6 separate regions of the Homo sapiens genome follow, and all the other regions are linked to region 4. The links are chromatin loops, found by intact Hi-C in ENCODE. Cell type or tissue: OCI-LY7. All regions are shown on one strand. Region 1 overlaps LTBP1 (latent transforming growth factor beta binding protein 1). Region 2 overlaps FAM98A (family with sequence similarity 98 member A). Region 3 overlaps LTBP1 (latent transforming growth factor beta binding protein 1). Region 4 overlaps TTC27 (tetratricopeptide repeat domain 27). Region 5 has its middle 23 kb from the start of MIR4430. Region 6 overlaps LTBP1 (latent transforming growth factor beta binding protein 1).

The links. Hi-C counts contacts between places; a loop is a spot of excess contacts. Peaks named below come from ENCODE experiments on the same cell type or tissue, not always from the same donor. Only the 100,000 strongest peaks of a DNase experiment are listed, where the experiment ranks them.
Region 1: it touches region 4 in a loop (9-fold over the local background); 71 of 110 quality-filtered maps call a loop at or near these places.
Region 2: a loop joins it to region 4, with 5 times the contacts of the local background. A loop is called at or near these places in 49 of 110 quality-filtered maps.
Region 3: it touches region 4 in a loop (11-fold over the local background); 39 of 110 quality-filtered maps call a loop at or near these places.
Region 5: it touches region 4 in a loop (5-fold over the local background); 21 of 110 quality-filtered maps call a loop at or near these places.
Region 6: it touches region 4 in a loop (9-fold over the local background); 43 of 110 quality-filtered maps call a loop at or near these places.

What each region holds. Positions count from the first base shown.
Region 1 is chr2:33,031,607-33,036,606 of GRCh38, reverse strand. The region is part of intron 3 of LTBP1 (latent transforming growth factor beta binding protein 1); the gene reads right to left. Among named protein-coding and RNA genes, the nearest start is that of LTBP1, 87 kb to the right of the region's middle. In OCI-LY7, CTCF peaks have their summits at 1,708 (motif pointing left) and 2,863; a DNase peak (open chromatin) is centred at 2,896.
Region 2 is chr2:33,581,075-33,586,074 of GRCh38, reverse strand. FAM98A (family with sequence similarity 98 member A) reads left to right here. Exons shown (of 8, transcript NM_015475.5): 7 at 378-545; 8 at 631-2,415. The coding sequence ends at 1,299. Among named protein-coding and RNA genes, the nearest start is that of RASGRP3-AS1, 14 kb to the right of the region's middle. RefSeq lists an enhancer at 1,807-2,626. In OCI-LY7, CTCF peaks have their summits at 2,422 and 2,638 (motif pointing right); a DNase peak (open chromatin) is centred at 2,654.
Region 3 is chr2:33,267,882-33,272,881 of GRCh38, reverse strand. All of the region lies in intron 15 of LTBP1 (latent transforming growth factor beta binding protein 1), which reads right to left. Among named protein-coding and RNA genes, the nearest start is that of MIR4430, 150 kb to the left of the region's middle. In OCI-LY7, a CTCF peak has its summit at 2,098 (motif pointing right); DNase peaks (open chromatin) are centred at 671 and 2,091; H3K27ac peaks cover 1,361 bases.
Region 4 is chr2:32,769,711-32,774,710 of GRCh38, reverse strand. All of the region lies in intron 13 of TTC27 (tetratricopeptide repeat domain 27), which reads right to left. Among named protein-coding and RNA genes, the nearest start is that of LINC00486, 53 kb to the left of the region's middle. In OCI-LY7, CTCF peaks have their summits at 1,680 and 1,898 (motif pointing left); a DNase peak (open chromatin) is centred at 1,880; H3K27ac peaks cover 544 bases.
Region 5 is chr2:33,439,474-33,444,473 of GRCh38, reverse strand. It overlaps a transcript of RASGRP3 not described here. Among named protein-coding and RNA genes, the nearest start is that of MIR4430, 23 kb to the right of the region's middle. In OCI-LY7, CTCF peaks have their summits at 2,832 and 3,042 (motif pointing right); a DNase peak (open chromatin) is centred at 3,033.
Region 6 is chr2:33,370,958-33,375,957 of GRCh38, reverse strand. The region is part of intron 31 of LTBP1 (latent transforming growth factor beta binding protein 1); the gene reads right to left. Among named protein-coding and RNA genes, the nearest start is that of MIR4430, 45 kb to the left of the region's middle. In OCI-LY7, CTCF peaks have their summits at 2,598 and 2,811 (motif pointing right); a DNase peak (open chromatin) is centred at 2,817.

The DNA.
Region 1 (5,000 bases), 260 kb before region 4:
ACACACCTGTAATCCCAGCTACTTGGGAGGCTAAGGCAGGAGAATAGCTTGAACCCAGGAGGCGGAGGTTGCAGTGAGCTGAGATTGCCCCACTGCACTCCAGCCTGGGTGACAGAGTGAGACTCCGTCTCAAAAAAAGAAAAAAAAAAACGTTCATCATGACCCTGTTGTAACAGCAAAACACTAAAAACAACCCAGTGTTCATTATCAGTAGAAATGATAAATTGTAGTATACTGACATAATGGGCTACTGTAAAAAGTAAAAGAATCCCCAGCTTTAATCAGTGGTTCTCAAAGTGCAGACCCCTCCAGCAGCATTCAGCATTGGCACCACCTGCGAGTTTGTCAGCCACCCAAATTCTCCACCCCTCCCCAGACCCACCAAATCGGAAACTCTGAGGTGGGGCCCAACAAGCCGTATTTTATCTAGCAAGCCCTCCACCGGCGATTCTGATTCATGCTCCAGTTTGAGAGCCACTGTTACAGAAGAATGTCAAAAACACCTTGAGCAAGAAAAGCAAGTCTCAGAAGAATACAAACAATATGACATTTGTTTAAAAGTCAAAAACTAAACAGCACAGTATCCAGATATACCTAAAAATGTGGTAACACTATAAAGAAAAGCAGGAAATAACTGATATAAATTATTTTCTGGGAAAAAAGGATAAAGGAATTAACAAGGACCACGTAAGAGCCTCTAAGATAATGACAACAGTGTTTTTATTTCTTCAGCTACGTAGTGGGTACAACAGTTTGGGTTTTTTTATTACTATCCTTTAAAATATGTGTGTTGTAAATTATAATCATTATGAACGATCTCTTTTCTAAAAAGAAAAAATGCTGAACTGAGGTTGAGAATGTCAAGTCGTGAACGTAGAATTATACCCCATGTGAACTCAATTCTAACAAACGGCCTACAAAAAATTGAGTACACAGCAAGTGTTAAATATTTGTAGACTATTAAATGTTTACAGTGATTTGATATGCTTTTGCATTCTTCTCCATTCTTCCGAATTTCTCACAATGCATAAAACAACCCAAAAAGAATTTTTTATCTAGAAAGTATGAAGAAATACAGTAGACTATAAAATAATTTGGTGTCCACCTCACCATCACTCCCATTTCAAGCTTGCTCTCTTTTCCGGATTTAAAATTCAAATCCTGACTACACAGTTTAGCCTATGAAAAGATAATGGTCTTCTATTCTGGTCTCAAAATGTGTTTTTCCTCTCTAATTTTTCAAAACACTTTCATGGAACTCTACGCAGTTTTGCTTACTTCTCATCTCCATATCAAGGTATATAGCCAGTTAGAATTTTTTAAATTAAAAGCAATTTATGTGTCATTTAGAACTAAGTAAAACTACACAAGAAAATCTCTTATAAATCATACAAGGACTGCTTTAAGAAACTCATTTGTTTCTAATTTATTTTCTCCATTAGCAACGTGTTGCTAAAATCACAAGAGAATAGAACATTGCTCATATGAATTAATTCCTATCCATCGGCAACAAGGGGAACCAAGGGTCGGCTACGGCATCCAAAGAAAGGCAATTATGCACAATGAGCAAAGAAGGTGGTTCGAGGTTGCACTGCCAAGAAATGACATATTCCAGTGGAGTTAAACCCCCCTCTTCAAATTTTGGCATTCTGCGGTATAAAAATAAAACTGAAGAACATTGAAAAGCAAAGCTTGCCACCTGCTGCCCACTGGCATAATCGTAAATGTTCAAATTGCATCCTTTTTTTTTTATTTAAACCCTTCTACTAATTGATTGGCATGGATATTTCCATATTGCGTATTTATTCATTTTCACCAGTCTCTGAGAGGAAATGTCAGCCCCTCAAATTTTTAACCAGATGCTATTTCAAACCCTATACATAATCAGCTATAACCAGTGCACCTCTAACCAGAAAGCAAACCCAACTTCCAAATGGTTATATATGTTGTGTACTGTATATAATAAATCCACCAAAATGCAGTTGTGCTCATTATAGTATCCAGACCAGGGAAGAATTCCTTTGAAAATGTGCCAGCTCTGTCCTATGCTTCCAGGCCTGTCATCATTCTAGATGATATGGAATACAAAACCCATTTTCTGATCCTTATAGATTTTAAAATCCAAACATTAATAGCTTAACTCCCTTCAGCTAGTTTATAAATAGTTGATATACATTCACACTACAAAATTTCAAGTAGAAGCCCAGCTAAAACACCTCAAAGATCAGCTTTAAACATTTAAACTTAAATACCTTAATTATATTAATACCGACAAGTGTTTTCATGGGTTCTGAAAATGTTTTCAGTATTCTTTTTCATTTGCACTTATTCTAAAGAAGTCTGAGAAATAAATGCATTTTAGCCTTTTTTTTTTTTTTAGAACAACAATCCTTCAAGTCTCGTCTCTTTCTTCTAACTCTGTAGATTTGCGTATCCATGCCATCATTCCCTCAAAAACAATCCAGAACGCTGCTAAGGAGAAAGTGAAACTTTGAATTAAAGAAGAAAATGCCATCTGAGAGAAAGATGCCCTAACAGCCAGTCACAAACCCAATTAGGACGGTGAATGATGCAAACACGACTCCATCTGCTCTCCTGTCCCCCAGGGAGCCGGGGAGGGGGTTAGGGCTGTGGCCTCTTGAGAGGCTTATATGGCAAACAGTCTCATCACATCACATCGATAACTCCTGAGGCGCTTTGAAATACAACTTTAAAGGCTTCTGCCTGCTGAAACTGTCCATACGCAAAATAGCACCAAAGCTAGTTGAAGTTTTTTCAAGTTTTGTCTGGGAACTACTATAAAGCAGACAATAAAAAATAATTCATTTTCAAGACAGATGGCACCATAATGTTGCACTATTTTCTAGTGTGCATTTTTTCCTAAACACTAGAGGCAGCGTCTCCATACAAAAGAAAGTCCATCCAGCTGCAGCCAGTTAGCTTTCAGATTGCTGTTTCTGTAGAACATCACACACATTAAAAAAAAAAAAAAGTCCCTTTTTTCCCCCACCATAGTCAGCTCAACCCTTTCTTCTAAAACTCTACAGGAGCTATTATTTCATGCATTATTATTGTCAGTGTTTCTGATCTCTTTCCCGCTTGCATCTGATTGTTCACACCTGAGAACACCTAGAAGTGGTTTGTACTTGTAAGGTTAAAGTTTAGTTAGATCTTCCTACATGCTGTCTGCAATTCAGAAGGGTGCCTGGTGCACACAGGTAATGATACAGTAAGTTAATCCTTTAATTAATTAAATCCAGGCCCATTAACACCAGAACTGGGCTTTGACTGAACAGATAAAATATCTGACTTAATATCAACAGAGGGGACAGTATTACATGTTTTGTCCTATGAAAATATAGCTCTCTACTAAAAATGAAAAAAAAAACCACTTACACTAGAAATGATGGAAGAAACATTCCAGTTATCAATTATTCATTGAAACTAAAGACTATTTAGTTTGGCTGCTAGCACACTGCCTGGCACACAGTAAATATTCAACAAATACATGTGAAATTGAAAGTCCCAATCATTTCTTTTGGTTTCTTGTCAAAGACTTCCTAATGGAGCTTGATCAAATCCTTGTTTTTCATGAACATCCTAAATTATTTGAACATAAAGCTGAGCTTGATCAAATCCTTGTTTTTTATGAACATCCTAAATTAATCTGAACATAAAGCTGATATGGATATGTAAGTTTTTTAAAAGAAGTATAGCATTTCCTCACTAGGTATGAAAAGCATTTCTGATTCTGTGAAAGGCAATTACCATTATTTTTATCAAGCAGCATGTTACTACACTACTTCACAAAGCAAATCACAAAAACTTTCCTAGCAACTTTAGACCTTAATAGCTAAATTAAATGAATATAAGTCTGAAACAAAAACTGCTTTATTAATAGTATCAAATACATATGCAATTTTTGTGTCATACTGTTACTTATTTTATATTATTTTAAATAATAACTAATGAGAATGCAGTCCAGCTAGGAAGACATTTAGAGCCTAACAACCTGTTGGTTATTATACATCTGTGTGTGATTACCCAAGGTTCCTTTCCAGTTCACCAATACAGGATAATCAAGATGTAGGACTTCTGTCACCTAAAGGAGGAGGAATATAGGTGAGTGGATCACTCCTAGTGTAGCAAGAAAAACACAGAGAAGATACACGGAAGTTGATATCGATAGGGGTAGAGATAACAAAAAGTAGTTATGGCAAAGCTATAAAGCCAACAAAGATAAAGGTAGAAAACTCTTGAACATTTGAAACAGGAAAAAAGACCTTGATTATTCTACAGAGCATGATGTGTTAGTTTGATCAACACAGAAGGAAATCAAATCTGGTTTTGATTATGGGTTGATGAATTTGAGTCTAGGGATAGAGTGTAATAAGGAACAGGAAGCCTTCAATGATATCCCCTACTTTCCTGTTCCTAAAGAGGATAAGATTACATATCATTCCATTTAACATAGGTAGAGAGAGAGATCAACATTAGACTACACATAATTCCTTAACCCGAATCCAAAGGAATTATTTTCTTGACTGGCAGTCTGAATCCTTCCTGTTTTAAAGGGAATCAGATCCCTCTCCTCTCAAGTCCCTGTGCAAGACAGACACTCCACAGGGCCAGCTCCTCTAGGCCTCCCTCTCTCTCATCTGCCCAGCAGCCAGCCTCCCAGGCCTTCCCTCACACTCTCTTAGCACCCCACCTGACCTGGCTTTCCAGGGTGAGCCTGACACTTCTTCAGTGACTATCAGAGCCATCTTCATATTCCTCGGAGCCCTACACAGAGCTCCTCTGTCTGACTGTCAAGGCTTTCCATAATTGGACCTGCCCACTCAATCTCATTTCCTGCTATTCTTCAATCCCCACAAAGAGATCAATTCCCCAACAGGAGAATCATTCCCACCCTATCGTCCACCTGTTATTTATTTAAAGGCCAGACTCTCCTTCACTTTTCCAAGTCCTTCCAACTCTGGTCAATGTTCCTTTAGTCC
Region 2 (5,000 bases), 810 kb before region 4:
AATTAAAAAGCAAAATTGTTGAAATAGCTTTATATTCTTATATTTAAATAGAGAAAATGAGTATGTTTGATCTGAGACCAATGATGGGGGAACCTTTTTATCACGTTGGCCTCATAACCCTAAAGGGGCACCCTCTCACTCCACCCCTGCCCCCACAGTCCCTGTCACTCCTTGTTGTGTCAACAAGTCTGGCAGCTGTACTTTTAAGGTAGTTCTTGACTATGTAGGAGCAGTAGTGAGTATATAACTTTTCCTACCATCTAGAGCCTAGTAAATATCATTATCAGATATTTTGGAGACCTTTAACTTATTTAATATGTGTTTCTTATGTCATTTTGAAAATTGACATTTCTCTTTGAACACTTTTCTTTCAACAGAGCCAGACAGAAAAATTAGCCAAGGTTTACCAGCCGAAACGTTCAGTCTTATCCCCTAAAACTACTATTTCTGTTGCCCATCTTTTGGCTGCAAGGCAGGACTTGTCAAAGATTTTAAGGACAAGCAGCGGCTCTATAAGAGAAAAGACTGCCTGTGCCATCAATAAGGTGATTAGAGTACCTTTAATTTTTTCCAAATGCATTTATTTCTGTTCATAAAATAAAAGTTTAAAATATCTTTCCTATTCTGTAGGTGTTGATGGGCAGGGTGCCTGACAGAGGTGGTAGACCCAATGAAATCGAACCTCCACCCCCAGAGATGCCACCGTGGCAGAAGAGGCAAGATGGCCCCCAGCAGCAAACAGGAGGCCGAGGAGGAGGGAGAGGTGGCTATGAACATTCCTCATACGGAGGACGAGGAGGTCATGAACAAGGAGGCGGGAGAGGTGGACGTGGTGGCTATGACCATGGTGGCCGAGGGGGAGGAAGAGGAAATAAGCATCAAGGAGGCTGGACAGATGGAGGGAGTGGTGGAGGAGGTGGCTACCAAGATGGTGGTTATCGAGATTCAGGTTTCCAGCCAGGTGGCTATCATGGTGGCCACAGCAGTGGTGGCTATCAAGGCGGAGGTTATGGTGGCTTCCAAACATCTTCTTCATATACAGGAAGTGGATACCAGGGTGGTGGCTACCAGCAGGACAATAGATACCAAGATGGCGGGCACCATGGTGATCGTGGTGGTGGTCGTGGTGGGCGAGGTGGTCGTGGAGGCCGAGGTGGTCGTGCAGGCCAGGGAGGAGGCTGGGGAGGAAGAGGGAGCCAGAATTATCACCAAGGGGGTCAATTTGAACAGCATTTCCAGCATGGAGGTTATCAGTATAATCATTCTGGATTTGGACAGGGAAGACATTACACTAGTTGAGGCTACCGAACCTTACATTTTGCTAGAGCTCAAGTAATAGAAACTTAGTTTCAGAATCCTGAATTCAGCACCTATTTTGAATTAATGTGAGACCACAGGTGGCAGGCAGATTCCTGCTTGGCATAAGCATTTGTAGGTCTTCATTCAATTCTGTTAGATTTTTTTATTGGACTTACATAATGCCGTTTATTTGAGAAACACATAACATCTCTCCTTTCTATGAAAAATTTTTTAAAAGGTGGTTAAAATTGCCTTTAATTGCCCAGTAGACTAATTCCACAGTCAGAACATGCAAACTTTTTTGAAGAAATTACTTGAATAAGTAGTTTTCATGTTTTCAATATGCAGTTTTGAAAATGAGGATTCACCTAGACTTTTTTAGATTTACTACTAGGAAACCTTCCTCATATGAATAACCATTTATATGTGTTTTGCTTAAAGTATTCCAATGCCTATTTTCCAAGCACAGTTCTGCCCCCCGGTTGACTTTTATGCCACGTGTGCTTCATGATGGAACTTTTAGGTCAGTTCCTATTAAATGAGCTCTTTTGCAGATAGCACATTCAGTAGCCTTATTTTGTTGATGGAATACTGTATCATATGCTCAACTCTGAAAACCTTGAACACGGCCAAAATCCATAAAGATTATAAAAGCAAACTAAGTTGTGAAGCTATAGTACATGTAGGCATTTAGTTAAGTATAGCAATTCAAACTGACCTGCATCCATCCAAAACAAATTCCTCCTTCAACCTTATTTTTACTTGAAATTTGCTAGAAGAAATAGCAAACCGAAATTTGTTTTATGCATGAGTTAATACCACTGGCTCAGCAAATACAAGTTAGTTTGCTTTAAGCAGGTAACTTTTTTTGTAATGGAAGAAATGCACTACAAAGTTAAGACAGATTTTTGCTAAGTGCAGGAGGCCCTTTATTATTGCTGCAGAAAACAAAAGCCTGGCTGAGTTGATGTTTTACATTCTCCCTTACTGAAATCTACATGACATGATGCTTCTTGCTGGGTTTTTGTACATGTAAACATTGTCAAGCTGTGAAAGAAAATGGCTGGAGGTGTGCTTTGTGTGAAAGGTGAGCAATAAAGTATCTGTTAAGTTCTCTCTTTGGTTTGAGTTTTATTTTAGCTACTGAATTATTCTGGACTCTTGCGTCAAGCTGATGAGCTAAGGCTTTTGTTCCCAAAGATTCTTGAGTATTTCCTTAAAACCTAATTTTAGTGAAAGGTGACTTTTATCCTAAAACCTTAAATAAATGGAAAAATGGCTCTTTCCAGGTTTTCCTTTTATAATAATATAGCTAGAAACCGTCACCACTCATCTCTGGCCACTGGGTGTAGCTGTTGCTACACATACTAGGCAAAAATGTTTTTAGGGTTTTTTTGTTATTTGCTTCTCCATTCTTCCTAAGATTGGGGGACTTTTTTTAAAAAAGGAAGTAACTGAAAATATAAATATGTTTATCAAAAGAGAAATTGTATTTCCTTTCTACTAAATTGGGCTTTTTTAAAGAATCAACTCATGTCATGCCATTTAAAATAATCTACTTGCTACTGAGATAAGCACATTCTTCTAATACTAAAACCATCTTTGAAAACCCACATTGATCCTTTTAACTTTACCTGTTTATTTTTCAGCTAACATTTACAATTATTTTAAAATGTTCAAATTTGAAGACAATTTCAAGTGTTTTATCATTAAAGTAAGTTAAGGTTTTAAGTTGTCTTGAATGTTGTGTTGGTTTCTTTAAACTGTTAAGTAATTATGTTTATATAGGATTTCCTATTAAAATTGTCAAGGTTTCATATTTTAAATGTATCATATCTTAGGATGTATTTATATTTAGTATTTGCTTTGATCTGTTTTGTAGCCTCAGACTCCACAATATAGCTAATGAATACAGGTTTCATTCTTTTGAAAAATATTTTGATTTATCTTTACGGTTAATAGATTGCTTTTTCGAATATAAGGATGTAAGAACACAAATGATACATTTCGCCCTGATAGTTCTGAAATCTGCAGCTCCTGCTTCAAACTAGATTTTCCCCCAACATTATTATTTTTTAAAAAACTTCTATGTTCAGGGGTACATGTGAAGGTTTGTTATACAGGTAAACTTGTGTCACAGCGGTTTGTTGTACAGACTATTTCATCATCCAGGTATTAAGCCCAACACCCGAAGGTTATCTTTTCTGTTCCTCTAGTTCCTCCCACCCTCCACCCTCAAGTAGACCCCTATCTGTTGTTTCCCTCTTTTGTGTTCATGCGTCTTCATCATTTAGCTCCCACTTATAAGTGAGAATATGTGGTATTTGGTTTTCTGTTCCTGTGTCAGTTTGCTAAGGATAATGGCCTCCAGTTCCAGCCTTGTTCCTGCAAAAGACAGGATCTCATTCTTTTTTATGGCTATATGGTATTTTATGGTGTGTACATGTACCACATTTTCTTTATCCAGTTGGTCATTGATGGGCATTTAGGTTGATTCCGTGTCTTTCCTATTGTGAATAGTGCTGCAGTGAATATATGCGTGCATGTGTCTTTATGGTAGAGTGATTTATATTCCTCTGGATGTATACCCAGTAATGGGATTGCTGGGCCGAATGGTAGTTCTGCTTTTAGCTCTTTGAAGAATCGCCATACTGATTTCCACAATGGTTGAACTAATTTGCACTCCCACCAACAGTGTATAAGTGTTCCCTTTTCTCTGGAACCTTACCAGCGTTTGCTGTTCCTCCCCCGCCTCTCCCCATTCTGAAACCATAAAAGAATTGAGTTTTTTCTCTTGAACATAGATCAAGTTCTCTAGAAACAGGATATTTCAAACCACCAGTTAGTTTTATTGTTATATTAAAGTTCTTAGGTTTTGTATAGAGAGTATCTTTTGATCTTATATGCATTCTTAACCTTAACTTGTAAATAATGATTTACTGGAATATAGGGCATATGAGAATTTCTTGGAGAAACAAGCGAAAAATATTAGGAGAGAATTTTTAACATGATATCTTAAACTGTTATCTCTTAAAACGGATACAGTGAGACAGACAGTACCTTTAGTTAATGTTCTGTTTCCTCCTACTACTAGGAACTAGAATAGGATGTCAGTATTCTCTATGAAAACTATTAAAGATATACCACTATCATTTTTATTTCTTGCTGTAGATCCAAACTAATCTAGTGTCCAACTGTGGTAGACATAGAATAGGCAAATTCTTGCTGAGGGAAGGCATTTGAATCATTTCTATATATACTTAATTGATTTCCCAGTGCCCAGATTACCTCCATCCTTAGACTTAAATATTTTTAGGTTGTGCCCATTGTATCTTTCTGGATACTTTGTCTACCTATATTACATCCTTTTGAAAATAGTTTTTAAATATGTTTATATTATTTAATCATACCCCCGCCTCCCACTTTAGGTAATTTGGATAGCATTTGATCCATTTGTTTTTTAACAGAGAGGGTTACCTAAATAAAATTTAGGTATTTATTTGTATTTTACCTAAATAAAAAAATGAGTTTACCTGAATGAAAAAGTACATTCATCACAGAATACTTAGCATTTTATGACTTCTTATTTTCCTGTTTTTCTTGTTTTTCTCATTCTTCATTATCATAGTAATAACTAGAAATGCTTTTTTTTTCCCTGTGGTTTCCATATTTGTATACACTAATGTATTCCTAGGGTTCAA
Region 3 (5,000 bases), 500 kb before region 4:
GAGTCCATCAAAAAAAAACCCAAGGACTCAAAGGGGGCCTTCTGAGATTAATTACTCCTTTAAGATTTTCTGTTTCCAATGTCCTTTGTAAGAAGGTCTAATGGCCTAGTGAAGGTGGCACAGCTGGTGGTTAGAAGCACTGGCTTGAAGACAGTGCAGGCACAAATGCTGCTGCCCTTTACAGTTCTGCAGAATGGGGCAAGTGACCTCACCATTCTATGCCTCACTTTTCTACATGTGTAAAATGGAAATAATCAGAGTTCCAACTTCAAAGTATGAGAATGAAAGAGATGCTCTAAATAACGCATGTAGCCAATGCCTGGCATATTATATGTGCTCAATAAAAGTTACCATTATTGTTCATATTGAAGTCATTTAAGAATATATTTAAAAACCAACACATTTATACCAATACTACCTTGGGCTATTATCTGTCATCGTATAGTAAACAAGGCTCAAAAGAGAGGCTGGTATGAATGAGGCCAAGCGACCCTCCAAGGTAAATAGTTTGGCGCCTCTGAGCATGACAACCTAGGAGCACAGCTTTGTTAGAGAGGTCTGTGGTTTGAATGAGAAGAAAAGCAGGTGGGCTATTCTCGCTAATAACACACTGTCTATTCTGCAGTAAAAGGATGTGGAAAACAGTGCTTTAACACAGATTCACTATGGAAATGACCTAAATTGGGGTTGAGGTTGCTCTCCGAAACCAAAACCACATGCTTCATTTTTCATAAAGTATTCACTGTGCTGTGACTTTGAGACTACTCATGCAAGTCATCTGAAAAAGGAAGCATATGAACTTCAGCATTTTACACAAAGTCACCTGGATGTATGAGAAATGTATGCACACCCCATGTATTTACAAATTACTTATACCTTTTGTGAGTCTAGTTATGTTAATTCACTTTCAGGAAGATACATTTGTTTATAGTGAAAATATTATCAAATTATAGGAAAAATAATTCAAAAGGCTAAAAACATGGGTAATTAATATGACTGCCTAAACTTAAGTGACTGGCAATAATAACACAAAACAATGAATTATACATACAGCACAGCATATAATCATTAACAAGATAGGAAAATGCTTATTTGTTAAAAAAACACAGGCACAAATTATAATATAGAATATAATCTCCATTATACTACAATACACACAGAAAAGAAGGTTGGAGGGAAGTAGATCCAAGTTTTATGGTTTTTAGGATTAGCATTTTCTTCATTTTTTTTGGTACTTTTTAAAATTTTTACACTAAGCATGTCTTGGCACTTTCATAATCTGAAAAGTCTTCCTTAAAAATATAACTTGTATGTACCTAAAATCTGAAGGTAAAAGGTAATCTTCACCAGGTTATACTCATGGACTTTCAGGTAAGAATTCTCTTCTGTTTATAGGAATTTTTTAGTGAAACAGCATGAGATGCACACGACTCTATATTATACATAGAAGCTTCCTTTGCAAGTTACTGGTGTTTAGATTTCTTGGGTTTTTTCCCGGGTGGTTATTGACCTATCTTTATACTCATCTCTGACATTTTCATAAAGCAGAAAGACATGTTGACCATATTTGCAAAAAAAAAAATTAGAAGGTGAATTAATATATTCAGGGCAAGGGTTCAGAACAAATTAAGAGGCTATAAATCTGGGGTTTTCATGAAAAGCTTGATGAGTAGTCACTAACCCACTCCCACAATACCAATTTGGTGATTACCAAGTATTTGTCATTTGGCAGGGACAGCCTTAGAATGGAACTTCTTTATATGTGTGAACAAGTCTTCAAATATATGTGATGCTTAATTAAAATGTGATATATTCCTATGCCACAAATTGCCAACATAGCTAAAGTGTTTCTTCTCAAAAGTCAGCTCTGAGGTAGGAGAAATAGTGAAGAAGTATAACTCTTTAGTCTTAGGAATAAAATGAGTAATAATGGCCTTTCCCACCAATCCAATATCTTAGATAGAAGCTAGGAGGTTGGAATTTGATAAAAAATGTTTGTTGATTTTTAGTTGATTACCTCATACATAAGTATATAGAGACGTGGCTTGCAAACGCTGAACATGTCTGTCAGGATCACGTTACATGTAAGAAAATGTTAGGCTGACACCACTAGAGGGTACTAAGAGATACAGCAAAGGAAAGAGGGACACTTTCTGAAACATACTTGATTTCTACTTCTTCCCATTTTTACACAAGTGATTAATTAATGTAACTGTCATCAGTTTGACCTCAGAGATCCCTTCCATCCTTTGCCAGGCAGGATTCCATTCTTTTTTTTTTTTTTTTTTTTTTGAGACGGAGTCTTGCTCTGTCACCCAGGCTGGAGTGCAGTGGCACGATCTCGGCTCAGTGCAAGCTCTGCCTCCCGGGTTCACGCCATTCTCCTGCCTCAGCCTCCCAAGTAGCTGGGACTACAGGCACCCGCCACCACGCCCGGCTAATTTTTTTGTATTTTTAGTAGAGACGGGGTTTCATCGTGTTAACCAGGATGGTCTCCATCTCTTGACCTTGCGATCCACCCACATCAGCCTCCCCAAGTGCTGGGATTACAGGCGTGAGCCAAGGATTCCACTCTTGTAGGCAGACAGAAAACAACCATCACACCTTCAAAACACCCCTGTCTGCTTTCTATTCACTACTTATCAAAAAGTTGAACATCAGAGGCTGTGTGCAGTGGCTCACGTCTGTAATCCCAGCACTTTGGGAGGCCGAGAAGGGAGGATCACTTGAGGCGAGGTCAGGAGTTTGAGGCCAGCCAGGACATGGTGAAACCCCATCCTTACTAAAAATAGAAAAAATTAGCCAGGTGTGGTGGTGGGCACCTGTAGTCCCAGCTATTCGGGAGGCTGAGGCAGGAGAATCGCTTGAACCCTGAGTGACAGGGCGAGACTTTGCCTCAAAAAAAAAAAAAAAAAAGTTGAATATCAGGTAAAAAAATAAATTACTGGTACTTATACTTTAAAACATATAAAACATGTCTCCCTCATATCTCCCCTGTGTTTTCTCTCCTTTTCTAATAGGTTTTCATTCCTGAGCACATAGACAGTACACAAGTCCTGAGAATGTTGTCTTAAAGAACAGGAAAAGTGTTCTGCATTTTCTGTTTTTTAGGGCAAAGACAAGATGCTTTATATTTTTCCTAAGTGGTCACTCACACATCGGCATGCAAACCTTTTCCCACCGAGTAGATCAGTTCATGTAGAAGAATATGATTCTTTGAGCAAACTGTGTCAATATAAACTCTAGAAACTGGGCTCTGTCTGATACACCAGAGTCAAGCCTCACATAGACAGCACTCATTTCTTGTGTCAGGGGTATGTATGCTGGTGAATGGGAATGTCTTGTCTTTTTAGCATGCTTGGCTTTCTTGGCTTTGCAGAGAGACGATTAAGTGAGTGCTCCCCACTGGACTCTCTCACATGTCCTTCATAATGCCACCTGGTTCACAGGACAGCCCTACTCTTCCCTACTATATCTGCTCCCTGAAAACCTCATCTTCACCAGGTCAAGGACCTTATTCTATTTCTTTTGCTGGAGTCCATCTAGAATATGGAAAAAGGGCCATGACAGAAAGCCAGTGATGGAAAACCAAATACTCTATTTATACCAGCAACAAGGCCAATGGTAGATTTAACAGTGTGGTATTTTTACTCTATTTTCTAAAATTAAATGAAACAGAAAGCTTTTAGCAAAATATGAAAATGACTATACTGACTTTTAGCTTTTTTCTTCATCATGTGATTCCCTGAATGAATGAATGAATGAATGAATGAATGAATGGAGTCTGGAAATACTAAAGCATGATGATTTCACATGGAAATAAAAGAGTTCATTTTCTATCCGCATACACAGTTTATTGAGGCAGTAATGACACTGGTAATATGCTTGAGGGACAAACATTTTTGGGTCATTTCTGAGTTCTGGAAAAGATCTGATGAGCAAATAGTTTTTTTAAATGTCTGGGCCATGATAATTACAGAGGTTTCCACAAGGCAGTTAACTCAGTCAAAGAATAATTTCTGACCAGTCTGCAAGAGCCATGGAGAAAGCTTGGGAAGAGCCAGAGGAAGGCATCAAATGTTAACTCATGGAAAGGTTTACAAAAATGCCCTGGCTTCCTAACTGCCCCACAGTGAGCATAGATTGTCCCACAACAATTGAAACAGATGTTTCCACTTTGTAAATATCTGCCAGAGAAATAAAAGTTTGATTTTCCCAACCTATCCTTTAGCTATTAAGACACTATGCTAAATCAAGAATTTATATGCTGAAACATATAATTCACTTGAAAATGGTATGCCAATAATGTTGCGAGCCACCAAGTCAGCTGTTAAGAGTGGAAAACATCACACGTATTTCCTGCAGATATGTGGCTCACTTTATAATTATCACATGTCAAAGTGTGTTTAGCTAAATGTGAAAAGGCTACTTCCAATTTCACCATCGTAAAGATATAATCACTAAACAATGTGGAGCTGATGGTATTCATTTTAGACTCTTACGTATTGTTCTATCCCTGTCTTCAATCATGGGAGAAACTAACAGTAACAAATAATATTTACCTCCTCTGTGTTTTAGAGACAAAAACATTATTATGCAATATTCCTGAGAGAACTGATGAGATTGCTCCTTAAATCTGTGTTTGGCTCCCATATGAAACCGATGGGAACATACACATTTTGAGTTAAATTATATTTGATACAAAACAGTCTTCTTGTGCTAATGCAGATCACTATGTATAGTGTAGCTCTAAAGTTGCAAACCACTTCATTTCAAAGACTATCTATACTGTTCCCCCTATGGATTCTTTCAGAAATATTCTTTTACTACAGAAAGTGGAAGTACCTACAACTGTTGCATGAAAAGAAAATCTGCATCACTTGTTTCTTGGAAGGATATATTCATGCTTCAAACATGTGACAGCAGATGTCAGCCCTGTATTTCTGCCAAACTCAAATTAAGCCTCTAACAAGTTGTGTTTTAACAACTTCCTATAGCAA
Region 4 (5,000 bases):
ACTTAAACTGCTATTACCAATAGTGACTGGCATCTCAGTTCAGAATAGTCATACTCTTAAGAACAGAACATCATAAAAGAAAAACAAAATCAAAAGAAGCTTCAAAAAAAACCTCTCTCGATTCCTCAGAACATAGTTGTATATGTTTGGGTACAAAAATCTCTATCTTCTCGTCCAGTGCTATCACATAAAAGTATCATGCTAGTAGCCTCATTATATTTTCTACATTTCAAAAAGTCAAAGGAAGGTGGTCCATGCCTGTAATCCCTGCACTTTGGGAGGCTGAGGTGGGCAGATCACTTGAGGTCAGGAGTTCAAGACCAGCCTGGCCAAAATGGTAAAACCCTGTCTCTACTAAAGATACAAAAGAAATGAGCAGGCATGCGTCTGTAATCCCAGCTACTCGGGAGACTGAGGTGGGAGAATCACTTGAACCGGGAGGTGGAGGTTGCAGTGAGCCACAATCACGCCACTGCACTCTGGCCTGGGCTAAAAAATGAGACTCTGTCTCAAAAAAAAAAAAAAAAGTAAAAGGAAGGGTGAAATTTATTTTAATAACATTTTATTTAACTCTACATATCCAATATGCGATTCCTTCAATATATTATTACTATACAAAGTTATTGAGACATTTTATATCCACTTTTTCACACCAAGTCTTTGATGTGAATTCAAAGATGTGAATTCAACACAAATTTGTGAAATTTGATGTGAATTCAACACAGCATGGATCAATTTCAACTAGTCACATTTCAAGTGTCCATTGTCACACATGGCTAGTGGCTACCATTATTAACACAGTTACACTATTTCTCTAAAACACTGACATAGGCCCTGGAATACCTTGCATCCTTCCCTTCTTTCTCCAATAAAAAACTAGCTCCTTTGGCTGAGATCCTCCCTTGAGCTTCTTTCATATATTATAGTTACTCCTGTTCCTCTCTTTACAATAACAACCAAAATAATTAGCTCTTAATGAGCATCTGCTATGTGTGCCAAGCACTGACACCATGAGCTTTCCACACATTACTCATGCGTTCCTCACACCCACCCTGCAAGGTGGTCAATCTCACTCTCCTAAGAGAGGCGACAAAGAGTCAGAGTCAGTCACAGACAGAGGAGAGGTTCGACACAGTCAGTGTGACTCCAAAGACCACGTCCTCTCTGCCTCCGACAACACCATTCTGCCTATACACAAGCCATGATTTATGGCAATACCATCCTTGTCACCAATAAAGAGAGAGGGGGAAACAGGGCAGTTAACATGTGCTGGGAAAACCCAAAAGATAATTCTTTAAGAACCAGGAGCATATCTCTTCCCCCACAAACGCTCTCTTGATTGGGCTAGTCAGGTGGACAAAAGAAAACATAGAAAAATGGGTGGCCACAGGATGGGGCAAGAATGGAGGGAGATAATCACCTGATAGAGAGGCCCTGGTTGAGATTTCTGCAGAGCTTATTTCCAGGGCAAATCGTGAAGGCAAGCTGGCTGTATGCAGCCAATAACCTTTCAAAGCTGACTGTCTAGCGTTTCTGTCTCAGGGAGCCAATAGAGAAACACAAAAGCAGGCCAACTGTTTATTTTGAATGTGATAATACCTGTACTTAACCAATGGCTTTAAATTATTTTAAAAATAATTCACAAAGAACTCAAAAGGTTGAGAGCATGGTTTCTTTGAATTTCCCTCACAAAGTCCCCTAGAGTGTGATAGAGGAGAAAGACGACTGGGATTCAAGTGGCTCTGAGTAACTGTTACGACCCTGGCTATGTCACTTAACCTATGAGTCTCAGTTCCCCAAGTGTGAAATAAGCAGGGGTGGACTAGGCTAAAATTCCTGAGTTCTCCAGATGCCCCAGATTCTGAAAACCCAGAGGGGACTGGGTTCGAAGGTACACAATTGCCATCTAGTGGCAAAATAAGGACATTGACAATAGAATGGAATATAGAAGCACTTCAACTTATAGGGTTATGTTCTGATAAATCCATCATAAATTGAAAATATTGTTAAGTCAAAAATACATTAAATTCACTTGATCTGCTGAACCTAATAGCTTCACCTAGCATACCTTAAACATGCTCAGAACACTTACATTAGACTACAGATAGAGAAAATCATGTAGCACAAAGCCGATTTTATTTTTTAAAAAGTGTGGAGTGTCTCATGGAATTTATTGACTACTATACTGAAAGTTATCAACAGAATAGATGTATGGTTACTCTAAGCATAGTTTCTACTGAAAATGTATCATTTTTGCACCATCATAAAGTCAAAAAGTTATTAAGTGGAACTATTGTAAGTCAGGGATCGTCCGGTATTTAGAATTAGCAGGTTTGAAGAACTGGAAGGGAATCAATTCAATTAGAGACCTTAGAAATCAGTTCAAAAGAGATCTAGAGGAAAATGATGCTTACAAAGGAAATAACTGGCTTAAAGCCACACAATGGTTCCTCAACCCAAGTGTGAAATATGTGTGCTGAAGACAGTGACTGTAATACTTATTAAACCTTAATAATTAAAATAAAAATTAAAGTTTGCTACCCTGAGGGCTAGCAAAAACTAAGCACCACTAGACAACTGGCATAGATAACTTTTATAATTAAAAAGTTAATTTTTACAAGGGTATTTAAGACACATCTGCAATGGGTACCACTTATGAACCTACTACTCAAACTCCCTTCCTCTTGAAAGTTTCCACATCATTGATAATCAGTATTCAAACTTTTGGCTAATTTCCCTCATATGATCAACTGTTTTGAATTTTTCTGTCACATATAATAAAGGTTAATGTAGAATAATCTAATCCTAAAGCCATACCACACTCTCCACTCTTTCTGTACCCCTGCCTGATTTCTGTGACCCCAAACACAGATGAGTTGTTGAATGTGGTATCATTAAACAGGAAATGACCGAAGTGAAATCCAAGAGTGACATCAATGGTGTCTGATAGTAGCTTTTCCTAAAGTGATGCTTGATGCTCATTTTTTTCCTCATGTGCACTGCCAACTCCTTCATAGCCAAGTTTCTCATTTACTAAATTCTAAGTTCTCCTTCCATGAGGAAATATAAATCTTAACCTACCAGCTTCCTGATCTCTCCAAAGGAATAATTTCTTCTATTTCAGTGTCTTCCCTTAAACTAAAGGATCAACTAAATTTTATACATACTTTTTCTTTTACTAGAGGTTATTAATTACTGAATGCCCTTCTCTTAATTCTTGTGCTAGATTTGGTTACCACTGGTCTTTATATTTGCTGAGTCTTTTCAAATAATTCACAATGCAAAGTAACACAGGTGTTTATATGTCATCTGCATGTGAGATTCTCCTGTTAGATATATCTCCCTAATTTTAGGCTACAGATAATGGGGCAACAATGGTTTTTCTACAGTGCAACAGGCAGAAAAGAAAAGAACGACTACGTAACATCTATTATTGCGAACTTACTATGGGCCAGGAAATATGTTAGACACCTAACATATACTGGCTCTAATTTTCTCAGCAGCAAATCCAGGTAGAGATTATAAACTCCATTATTTAAAAGCTCAGAAAGATGAAGAGATTTGCCTTTGTTATCTTCCTCGGGATTACCAGAATTCAGAATCAGGTCTATGGTAGCAAAGCTTTCGGCCTCCCCACTATGCATCAGTCACACCTACAGCCCAGATGTTATCACAGTACTCACATTTCTTGGCAGTTATGCAAGTTACACCTTAAGACTTTCATTCTGTACTGCTTACCAATATTAGAAGGGAAAAATAAAAAGGAAAGAATGTCTTTTTTCCGTACATATTATTCACATATGTTCATCCTATCCTCCCTATTGGAATGTGAGTTCCAACATCCTCAAGTCTTCCCACCACAAATAACATAAGTTCAAAACAGAAACGATATAAATCCATTTCAAATAAAAATATTTTATCCTTTCAAAAGCTAAAATGAAAGAAAAAGTTAAATCAAGGAAGAGCAGCATGTACAAACCGCTAAGATGATTAAAATGTCAGAGTACTGTATCATAGAAGTCTGGTCTTATGTATAGCAATGGCCTTGGAAAGGTCGGCTCAGTTAAATCCCTGGTCTCAAAGAGAGTCACTCCCTAACATGTGCTGGATGGTTCCCAAACATCAATCTTACATTCTCACTTTGCTTCTGATGAAAGCCCCGATGGCTCTTCATTAAAGGATGAAAAAAGTTCAAACCTGACAGACTGGTATTCAGGGCTTTTTATAACTTGACCTCAACCAAATCTGCCATTACGTCCTAGCATACTATGATATCCTCGAGGGCAAAACTGTGAAGAGGTTAAGAGCAAGAGCTCTGGAATCAGAAAGCTCAGGTTGAAATCCCAGCCCCATCCCTCATAAACTGTAAAATCTAGTACAAATTACTTAACCCTCTATTTCTTCATTTATGAAAGTAGGGTAAAAACAATAAGTAACTCAGTGACTGCAGAGAATTAAAAATATATGGAAAATGCTTCTAGAACAGTACCTGGCACTGAGTAAATACTCAGCATTAGTTGCTATTCTCATTATTATAACTGAATAAAATATAAACCACCAAAACTGATAGTTACCAAGAAACTGCTCTCTGCAGGGTTGGTTTTTACATCCGCTAGTCTCCTTCCTTGAAACATATTTTCCCAATTTTTTCCACCTATCCAAATCCCAACCATTCCTGGTAGTTCACACCAATATTCACTTCCATCAGGCTTTTTCTGACCATTCACATCCTTATTTACAAGGCCACCCAAAAGCATTGCCAGGCACCCAAAGCATGTTGCCTATTCACTCAATTCCTTGGCTACACACAATGCTATTCATGCCTCCTCTCTCCATTTAACCTATATAAACCCCTGGAGGGCAGGAGTCTGTGTCTTAACACAATTCTCCTGTATCCCCCTCAATACCTCAATGGTTTACAAAGAGTTCATACTTACATAAGAGCTTAGAATATAGATGCTTAATGAATAGAAATAGCTATTATAATGTTAATGTTCTCA
Region 5 (5,000 bases), 670 kb before region 4:
AGTCTGAGTTGAGACATGCAGTAAGGATAAAATACACACTGGGTTTCAAAGACTTATTACAAAAAGGGAATATAAAGTTTTTATTAGTGGTTTTTTATATTGGGTGCATGTTGAAATGTTATCTTGGATATATTTGGTTAAATCAACTATATTATTATTATTATTTTAGAAAGGGTCTTGCTGTTGCCCATGCTGGAGTGCAGTGAGTGGTGCAATCATAGTTCACTGCATCCTCGAAATACTGGGCTCAAGCAATCCTCTCACCTCAGTCCCCTGAGTAGCTAGGACTACAGGCATGCACCACCATGCCCAGCTAATGTTTAAAATTGTTTTTGTAGAGACAGGGTCTTGCCATGCTGCCCAGGCTGTTCTTGAAATCCTGACCTCAAGCAATCCTCCCACCTTTGCCTCCCAAAACACTGGGATTACAGGTGTAAGGCACTATCCCCCACTCCTTAAACTATGATATTAAAATTCATTTTATCTGTTTCTTTTTATTTTTTGAAATGTGGTCACTAGGAAATGTAAAATGAACTATGTAGGTCACATTAGTGGCTCACATTTTATTTATATTTTATTTTTTTAATTTTTTTGAGACAGGATCTCACTTTGTTGCCCTGGCTGGAGTGCAGTGGTGTGATCATAGCTCACTGTAGACTTGAACAACTGGGCTCAAACAATGTTGCCAACTCAGCCTCCTGAATATCTAGGACTATAAGCACGTACCACCATGCCCAGCTATTTTTTTTTTTTTTTTTTTTTTTAGAGACAGGATCTCACTATGTTGCCCAGGCTGGTCACCTGGGTTCAAGTGATCTTCCAGCCTCTGCCACCCAAATTGTTGGGATTACAGGTATGTATTTCTACAGGACTGTGCTGTAGGGTGTTCCATAATAAATAGTAAGAGCAGTAAGTAGTCTTTAAAACTGGAAGTCAGAGCTGCTGCCGAATTTTACTCCATATCAGGCTAACCAGAGAAGAGTATGACTTGGAGTGATGTAACAGCCCACACATGTTTAGTTTCCCCATCCAAAGAATTCTAGTAATACCCAGCAAGACAACTATGAACACAGGCCGCTAAGAGAAATAAATAAATGTTACCACAGCATAATACCTGCCTTACTTAACTGTTTCCTAATTGATAACCCATCCCTCATTTTCATCTAAGGGATGTGCCCATTTCATGGCATGGAAACTAGATATTGAATCATTAATTCACTTGTTTTGAGTTTTTGTTGTTTTATTCTCCTGCCCATTGCTATTAAAATGAAGACTAGGGACAATTTAAAAAATAGAAACATGAATTTGCTATTTATAAATGTAATAGAAAGAAACACTTTTAAGATTCTATGTCTGGGCAACAGGGAGTTATTCAGAGGCAAGAAAAGTCACAGCAATATCGCTGTGCATTTTACTAGCTATGTGCACAGGGAGGCGTTCACACTGACCCTGAATATTAATAAACATAAAAAGTTCAGCAGCAAATCCCTGTTGTGGGATTACCGGATTACTGAATTAAAAACACATTGGAAGTCATTGCTGCCAGCAAAGAATTGTGTAACTGCTGGTAAAAAAGAAAAAAAAAAAAAACAATAGTGATTTCTGTAGGAGAACAAAACAATAATATCTTTGTAATGTTCTGAAATCGCTACATGAATAAAGCTGAGACGGGCTCCCCTGCATTTCCCAGTTTGATTTGCTGACCATCTTGTCTGCCCATAATTGTTTTCTGCCATTCATTTCCTCCAATTGTCAATTATTACTAAAACAATTATGAAAAAAGTGCATGTCTTTGTTTCCTGCTGCTGATGAATGCAGTGAAGTCATAGAACAGGCCAGTGCATCATAATCTTTTCCATTACAATGGATTATGCTGTCACAAACAGGATATAGCCCTTTACTTGGAGGAGAGGCCGTCAATGGCAATGAATTAGCATGAACATATTGTCAGCCATGACAGCAAGAAATCAGAACAGAGACTTAGCTCTGTACATTTTGAAAACATACTGGGTTTTGTTCCTGATTATAAAAGTAGTACATGCTTATTTATCCTGGAGACAAAGTAGAAAATCAAAATCACCATTATCCCACCAACCAGAAATTTTTTTTCGAGACGTAGTCTCGCTCTGTCACCCAGGCTGGAGTGCAGCGGCGCGATCTTGGCTCACTGCAACCTCCGCCTCTTGGGTTCAAGCAATTCTCCTGGCTTAGCCTCCTGAGTAGCTGGGACTACAGGCGCATGCCATCACGCCTGGCTAAGTTTTGTATTTTTAGTAGAGATGGAGTTTCACCATATTGGCCAGGCTAAGAAATTTCTATTGTTAACAGTTGGTGTATGACTTTTTAGCTCTTACTTCTTTTTTCATATGTACATATATATTTTTTAAGCAAATGGGGTCACACTATATACATAATTTTGTAGACTTCTTACATTCACTGAATGTAAGTGTAAATGTTCACTTAACATTTACTATGAATAGTTTCCAATGTCATTAAATATTATAATGTAATTTAATGTCTGTATAAAATTTCATATTGTGGAATGTTATTTAACAATTCCCTGTATATTTAGGTTAGTTACAAAATGTATCTGTTATGAATAGTCTTTTACACACGCATTATTGTCTCAATTTATGATGTTTTTAAGAATAGATCCCTAAAAGATAGACTTTTTGCTTTTTACTAAAAAATATATTGTGTATTTTGAAGTAAATATTTAGAATCAAAGATCTAGGAAATCTTAATAAAAAGGCACGTATGTGCATTGAAAGTTTAGTAGCCAAACATATGTGCCTGCCTAAAATGGTAAACAGGTGAAGTATTTTTAATGATTAGAAAGTTTAAGATAAATCTAAAACTGTTCTATTCAAAATGCCTTTCAGGCCAACAAGCTGTAAGGGTGTATGTAATTCCATGGAGTCTTCTTCCAGAATTTCCTAGCACAACTAGCCTTCTTGAATTTGCTATTTAGAGATTCCTAAAGAGCTTGCTTCTAGTGCCTGGCTCTGCTGTCTCTGGGCTGAGCGTTGTTTTCTGGTATTGCCACTAGAGAGCAGCCAGGGACAAGGAGAGGAGGTTGACACCCTTGGTCTTTTCTCTTCAGCATAACCTTTTTCTAAAAATTGCACGATCTAATTTATATGTGGAATATTTTTTAAACCCTAAAACACAGAGATACAGAATGAAACAGTGGCCACTAAGGGTGGGAGGAGGGGGGAAAGGGAAATGGGGACATATAGGTCAAAGGATACAAAATAGCAGACACTAAAGAACAAGTTTGGAGGCTGGGTGCCGTGGCTCACGCCTGTAATCGCAGCACTTCAGGAGGCCGAGGCAGGAGGATCATTTGAGGTCAGGAGTTCAAGACCAACTTGGCAACATGGTGAAACCCTGTTTCTACTAAAAAATACAAAAATTAGTGGGTGCAGTGGCGTGTTCCTGCAGTCCTAGCTATTTGGGAGGCCGAGGCACAAGGATCACTTGAGCCCTGGAGGTGGAGGCTGCAGCAAGCCGAGCTTGTGCCACTGCATTCCAGCCTGGGTGATAGAGGGGGACCTTGTCTTGAAGAAGAAAGAAAAAAAAACAAGTTTGGAGATCTAATGTCCAACCTCAAGATGAAATTTAATAAAATTGTATTGTATTCGGGATTTTTGTAAAATAAGTATGTTTTAGCCACACATGTCATACAAAAAAAGTAACTATATGAGATTATAGATTCTTCATCATAATCTTTATTTCACCAGATGACCAAGGGAAAATTTAAAATGAGCCACTAAGGGGAAAAACGATTCTGGAGGTTAATAAATAAGGAAAACCTCTGGGTATAAATGATTTCCATTTTCTCAGAGAGAGTAACCAAAAGATGGAGAATTCTACGAGGGCCATCAAAGTTACGAACAATAGAAGACCTGGAACCTGGCTAAAAACTGGGTTCTAGCATGAGCAACTGGCGCCCTTAGCTCTTTGCAGATGGAGAAAGTGAATCTAGAGCCAGAGGCTCAACATTCTGTATATGAGTCTCAGTTGTGAGGGCTTTGGCCCCTACACATGGTGGTTCCATTTTCCATCTGCCTCTCATTAATGATGTGATCATGGACATGTTACTTAATCTCTCTGACCTCACTTTTCTCAACTACAAAATGTGGCTGGCAATGGAACCTGCCGATAGATGGTTGCAGAGGCAGAAGGAGATAATGGAGATAAAAGGCTTGACATCGAGTAAGTGCTTAATAAATGTTGTCGTTTTTATTTCCAGTTCTCACCTCCCTCCTAAGCTGTTTTCCATTCTCAGCTGTTCGCTTACTATTTCTATCTGACTATTCCATCATTCCCTCAAATTTCCTGTGTTTGAAACCAAAATCCCCATCCCTCTCACTAACTCCCTGACCTGCTGCTGTCTCTTTGGCCATTTCTTTGAATGGAGCCATAAAACATAACATCCTCTTGAACACATTCTCTCCTCCTATAACCATACCCAATTAGTTTGCAAAACGCGTCAGTTTGTTCTCAGATGTGTCTCCATTGGGCTTCTTTCTCTCTGTCTTCATCAGAACCCAGGCCTCGGTGCCCTGATCTCTCCCCCAGCAAGTTCTGCCTCCAACCGGCAGATCTTATGCACGCCATTTCCCTTTTCAGAACTTCTCATCGGCCCCAGGTGTCTTTAAATTCTTGACTCCTTAGTTCACCATTAAAGTCCCACCACCTTCTGAACCCAGCCTCCTCCAGGCACTTCTTTCCTGCTCCATAGGCTCATTCCCTCTGCTGCTGTCAAGCTGGCTGACTCTCAGTTCCCTTGAAGAGTTGCCAGATTTGGGAAATCAGAATACAGGGCCCCCAGCTAAGTGTGAGTTTCTGATAAACAGCAAATACTATTTTCGTATAAGTAGGTCCCATGCACTAAGTCTCATACACAGTCATGCAGTAGGGCACACTTAGACTAAAAAAGTGTTTGTTGTTTATCTGAAATTCACATTGAACTGGGCATCCTGTATTTCATCTGA
Region 6 (5,000 bases), 600 kb before region 4:
TATTGGACTTATAAATAGGATGATAAAATGTGAAAGTTGAAATCAAATTCTTAGGAATATCTAGGTTTTAACATTTAAAAATTGAGTACATTGAATGTTCATTAAAACCCAACATAGGCCGGGCGCAGTGGCTGACACCTGTAATCCCAGCACTTTGGGAGGCCGAGGCGGGCAGATCACGAGGTCAGGAGATTGAGGCCACCCTGGCTAACATGGTGAAACCCCGTCTCTACTAAAAAAAAAAAAAAAAAAATACAAAAAAATTAGCCGGGCATGGTGGCGGGCGCCTGTGGTCCCAGCTACTCAGGAGGCTGAGGCAGGAGAATGGCGTGAACCTGGGAGGCAGAGCTTGCAGTGAGCCGAGATCGTGCCACTGCACTCCAGCCTGGGCGACAGAGCGAGACTCCGTCTCAAAATAAACAAACAAACAAACAAACAACTCAACATAATGGTCCTTTGTGTGCATAAAGCCTCTCTTTGACTTCCTAACTTACACTGTAGGAGCCTGGCCGGGCACAGGTGGAGCTTCTCTGCAAGTACACAGGGGTATTCGGGTCTGTGCAATTCCCTGAACACCCTCCTATCCCTCATTGTCTTTGATTCTTGGCCCCTTTCAAAGAGACTTCTAGCACTGGATAACCAGGGAGCAGTGCATGATGAACGTTGACTCATTTCCTAGAACTGGATTTGATTCATAATAATTGCTAACGCCTTTCGCTATGGCGCATTTACTGTAGGCCAATCCTCTCCCATGCATTATCACATTTAACCCTCTTGAGCATGTAAGAGCCATGCATGGATATGGAAGAAATCACTAGGATTTCAAGTGAGGAAATTAACATACGGATCACATTACATCAAAGAGCTACTTTCAGTTTGAATTCACTAATGAATTTTATTTTGCAATAATCTTTTGAGAGTAGTAAAAGTATTTTCAACCTTTCTTTGGGAGGGGTGAGAGAAAGCTTTCTAAATAAATACAGGAGTCCTTTCTTTTTTCTTTTTTGGGAAGGAGTCTTGCTCTGTTGCCCAGGCTGCAGTGCAGTGGCACAATCTTGGCTCACTGCAACAGCCACCTCCCGGGTTCAAGCGATTCTTCTGCCTCAGCCTCCAGAGTAGCTGGGACTAGAGGCACACGCCACCACACCCAGGTAATTTTTGTATTTTTAGTAGAGATGAGGTTTCACCATATTGGCCAGGCTGGTCTCGAACTCCTGACCTCAGAATCTGCCCACCTTGGCCTCCCAAGTGCTGAGGTTACAGGCGTGAGCCACTGTGCCGGGCCAAGAGTCCTTTCAATGAGGAACAACATAACTGGCTTACTGGCCATTTCATATAACATCCATTCAATCTAGTTCCATGGATACCAAGAGTTCAGTCCCACAGAACTGGAACGCTTGCCTGTTTTATAGATATTCTCTGTGCCCGCATGACGGCCACTCGATTTCCTTTTGTATCTTTCTAGTTTGATTTTAATTTTCCATTGTAAGTGACTAGCGGTTATTGTTTCTTTAATTATAATGTTCAGGATCTATGATTGAAATGATAAATGCTTTCATAGTGATTGTATTAATTATCATAACCTCACGAAGAGGTCTCAACTTTGGATAAAGGAGGTTGAAGTAATGTGCCCAGTGCAATGTCACAGAGCCAGGACCAAAAGCAGAAAGAGATCCCTGGATTGCCTAAACCAAAGGCAGTGACCACTCATTGTTTCACAAGTAGGGTGTTCCAAAGTGATTATTAACATTCTTTGGAAACATATTTCTTGGAAAAGCCTTTAAACCGTGACTGCTGACAGGCCTTTTGCAACTATGGCCCAGTTACAATATTTTTTCAAGTTTAGTCCATGAGTCAAATCCCTGTCTTCCTTCACACCTCCAAGGGCATTACGAAACTTCTTGCCCTGAGATCTTTGGGAGCGTCTAAGAGCCATGCACAGATATGGAAGAAATCACTAGCCGAATTGTTTGAAGACATTCCAAATTCTTTACTTTTGCAAAATGATATGAATACTTGGGTAGGTTAGATATTAGGAAGGATTGAAAAATTTTCTGTCACAGCAAATGGTGAATTTATTAAAGTATCATTTGCAGATTTAAAATACATAATATTTAGGAATAAATTATACTAATTATGCATTTCATTAAATACAACTTTACACCTGTTCCAGAATTGTTTGCCTAGTACATAGTAGGCATTCAATAAATAATAAAATAAAGAACATGTAAGTAATTTAACTAAAACTGAAAACAGGTAAGTTATAAATAATTTAGATTTCATTTCAGATCATTTACTTATCTCTTCTTATAAACCACAAGCTGTATATAATTTATATACAGTAATGATAATTCTTCCTAGCATTATTTAAAGGAGTATGAATAACTGACAAATATCTTCTATTCCCCTATAGCACAGTCTACCTTTCTCAAAGGAAGTTGGATACATACTGACATTGCTTTGACTCAACAGATCCTCACTAAGTGCCTATTCACATCATGCCTTTGTGCTTTATTCTTTTATTCAATAGGCATTAAACAAAATCCATTTGCTCTTTCATCAGTCCCAGAACTAGAATTTTTGATTCAGATGTGTAAGTCTGTCTCTTCAAACTGCTCTCTTAGCAACACTGAGAGGACCATGCCTCTGTATGTTGATCAATGTTCGTGTTTCATTAAACTTTGTTAACATTTTTCAATTTATTTTGTGGCACCTTCTGTTTCCTTTGGGACCTCATGTTTTAAAACCATCTTTCTACACCTGAGTAGTCAAGAAATTACCTGTGCTGTAGTACATTACATCGCCAATAGGTGGCATTCTCCCAACACACTAGTTGTCCCGTTTATCAAGTCTTTGTTCCGTTTACTTACAATGTCTAATTACTTTAACAATTTACTTATCAGAAATCTAATTATTTTAACAATATAAAAAGACACTGGGATCCCTGGGTACTTAAGATTCAAATGTTCAAATATGTATAATTTTCTTTCATTTGCAGATCAACGGATTTTGATTTCCATGAGATAATGGCACCCTCTATCTTGTGATTCTTACGTACATTTTCCAGAACATTTAAGCTTATGTTATCTTTTTTCAGATGAAGTCTTGCTCTGTTGTCCAAACTAGAGTGCAGTGGCACGATCTTCGCTCACTGCAACCTCCGCCTCCTGGGTTCAAGCAATTCTTGTGCCTCAGTCTCCAGAGTAGCTAGGATTGCAGGCATGCGCCACCATGCCTGGCTAATTTAGTAGAGATGGGGTTTCACCACGTTGGCCAGGCCAGTCTCAAACTCCTGACCTTAAGTGATCTGCCCACCTCTGCCTCCCAAAGTGCTGGGATTACAGGTGTGAGCCACCACACCCGGTGATTAAGCTTATACTTTTAAGAGTAGCAAAAAATAAAAACATTAAAAAATCATTTTAGATTAAGTGATAGGCATCACTAAAAGTTTTATTTACTGAGAATTATTGACTTGCTTTAGTTCATTAGTCCATTGAATATATAGTTTTTTGTTATTCCTGCCAATGTGTCTGTGGCTACAGATTTGATGACACATTGCCTCTTATTATGCTCATTGTTAGCTCTAAAATCAGTTTTTCTTTTAGCACACAATGTGTGAGACAATTTTAAAATCTCAGCTTTAATTCTTCACTTTGTTACTTTTCTGTTCTAAGGGAGACTATTTAAGATGTGCTTTGGGATCATGGAAAGAGACTCGAGTAACACTGAAGAGGTTAGAACGTAGATTCTGGAGCAAGGGTGCCTGGATTTGAAGCTTCCACTTACTGGTACGTGACCACTGACAGGCATCTTAAGCTTGCTGTGCCTCAGATCCTCTGTCAGAAAAAGGAGGGGTAGTATTCTCCCTTATCCACTAGGGATATGTTCCAAGACCCCCAGTGGATGCCTTAAACTGCAGGTAGTACTCAACCTTATATATACGATCGATTTCTATCAGATAATGGAGCTGCTACTAAGTGACTAATGGGCAAGTAGCATACACAGTATGGACACCATGGACAAAGGGATGGTCCACGTGCTGGGTGGGACACCACCAGATTTCATCACACTACTCAGAACTGCATGCAATTTAAAACTTATGAGTTGTTTATTTTTGGAATTTTCCCCTTAATATTTCGGACCGTGGTTGACTGTGGGTAACTGAAACCAGATAAGGCAGAGGACTACTGTAACTGTATACCTAAGATGGCTTGGCAAGTTAAATATCTCAGTAGATGGAAAACATGTTGAAAATGCCAGGCATTGTGCTATGTATATGTTAGTTATCATTTTTATTATCACTTAGACTGAGAAAAACCAAGCAACAAAAAATCTATATCCAATAAACTCCATATGCAACCAAAGGCCTCAAAGTTCTGATAACTCTATGACTTTCTTCTCTCACAGCGCTAGAAATTCTCAGCAAGATCAAACAATGACCACTCTGTCTTCATTTATGAAATGGATACAATGGCTCGTTTTTCCTGACTTGGTTTCCCAAACAGCTCTGTCTCTCAGAGGCTGACATGACATCACAATAAAGACCACAAATTTGAGGATCCTCCCAAAACAGTTTAGCCACCCAAATCATTTTAAGAGTGGGCAGGATCAGCGGGTACTGTGAAAGGGGAAGGAGAAGAGGAGTCAGGGGCTGCAATGGGGCAAGGAAGGCCTCCAGAAGTCTGAATGGGGAGACAGTCAGTCCATGATACATCCATGGTGAAGGAAAAATCAGGAACTTCCTCCTAGTGCAGTCTGCGGTCTGGCCTCTGTAGTGGAGCATTGAAATGGGATCCTAAGCAGCCCCAGAAATGTATGAATTCTACAATTATGCAATTCTCCTTATGTAAAGCTCCCCTGACACAATCCATCACACTCATTTCCCCTGCATGTGGTACCAATATGCAAGATGCCATCTAACTTCAGAGAACACTATTTAAGCAGCCACTCCTACCTCCTGCACCTACCAGTACTCTCAGATGTAGTTGCTGCTTTAGCAA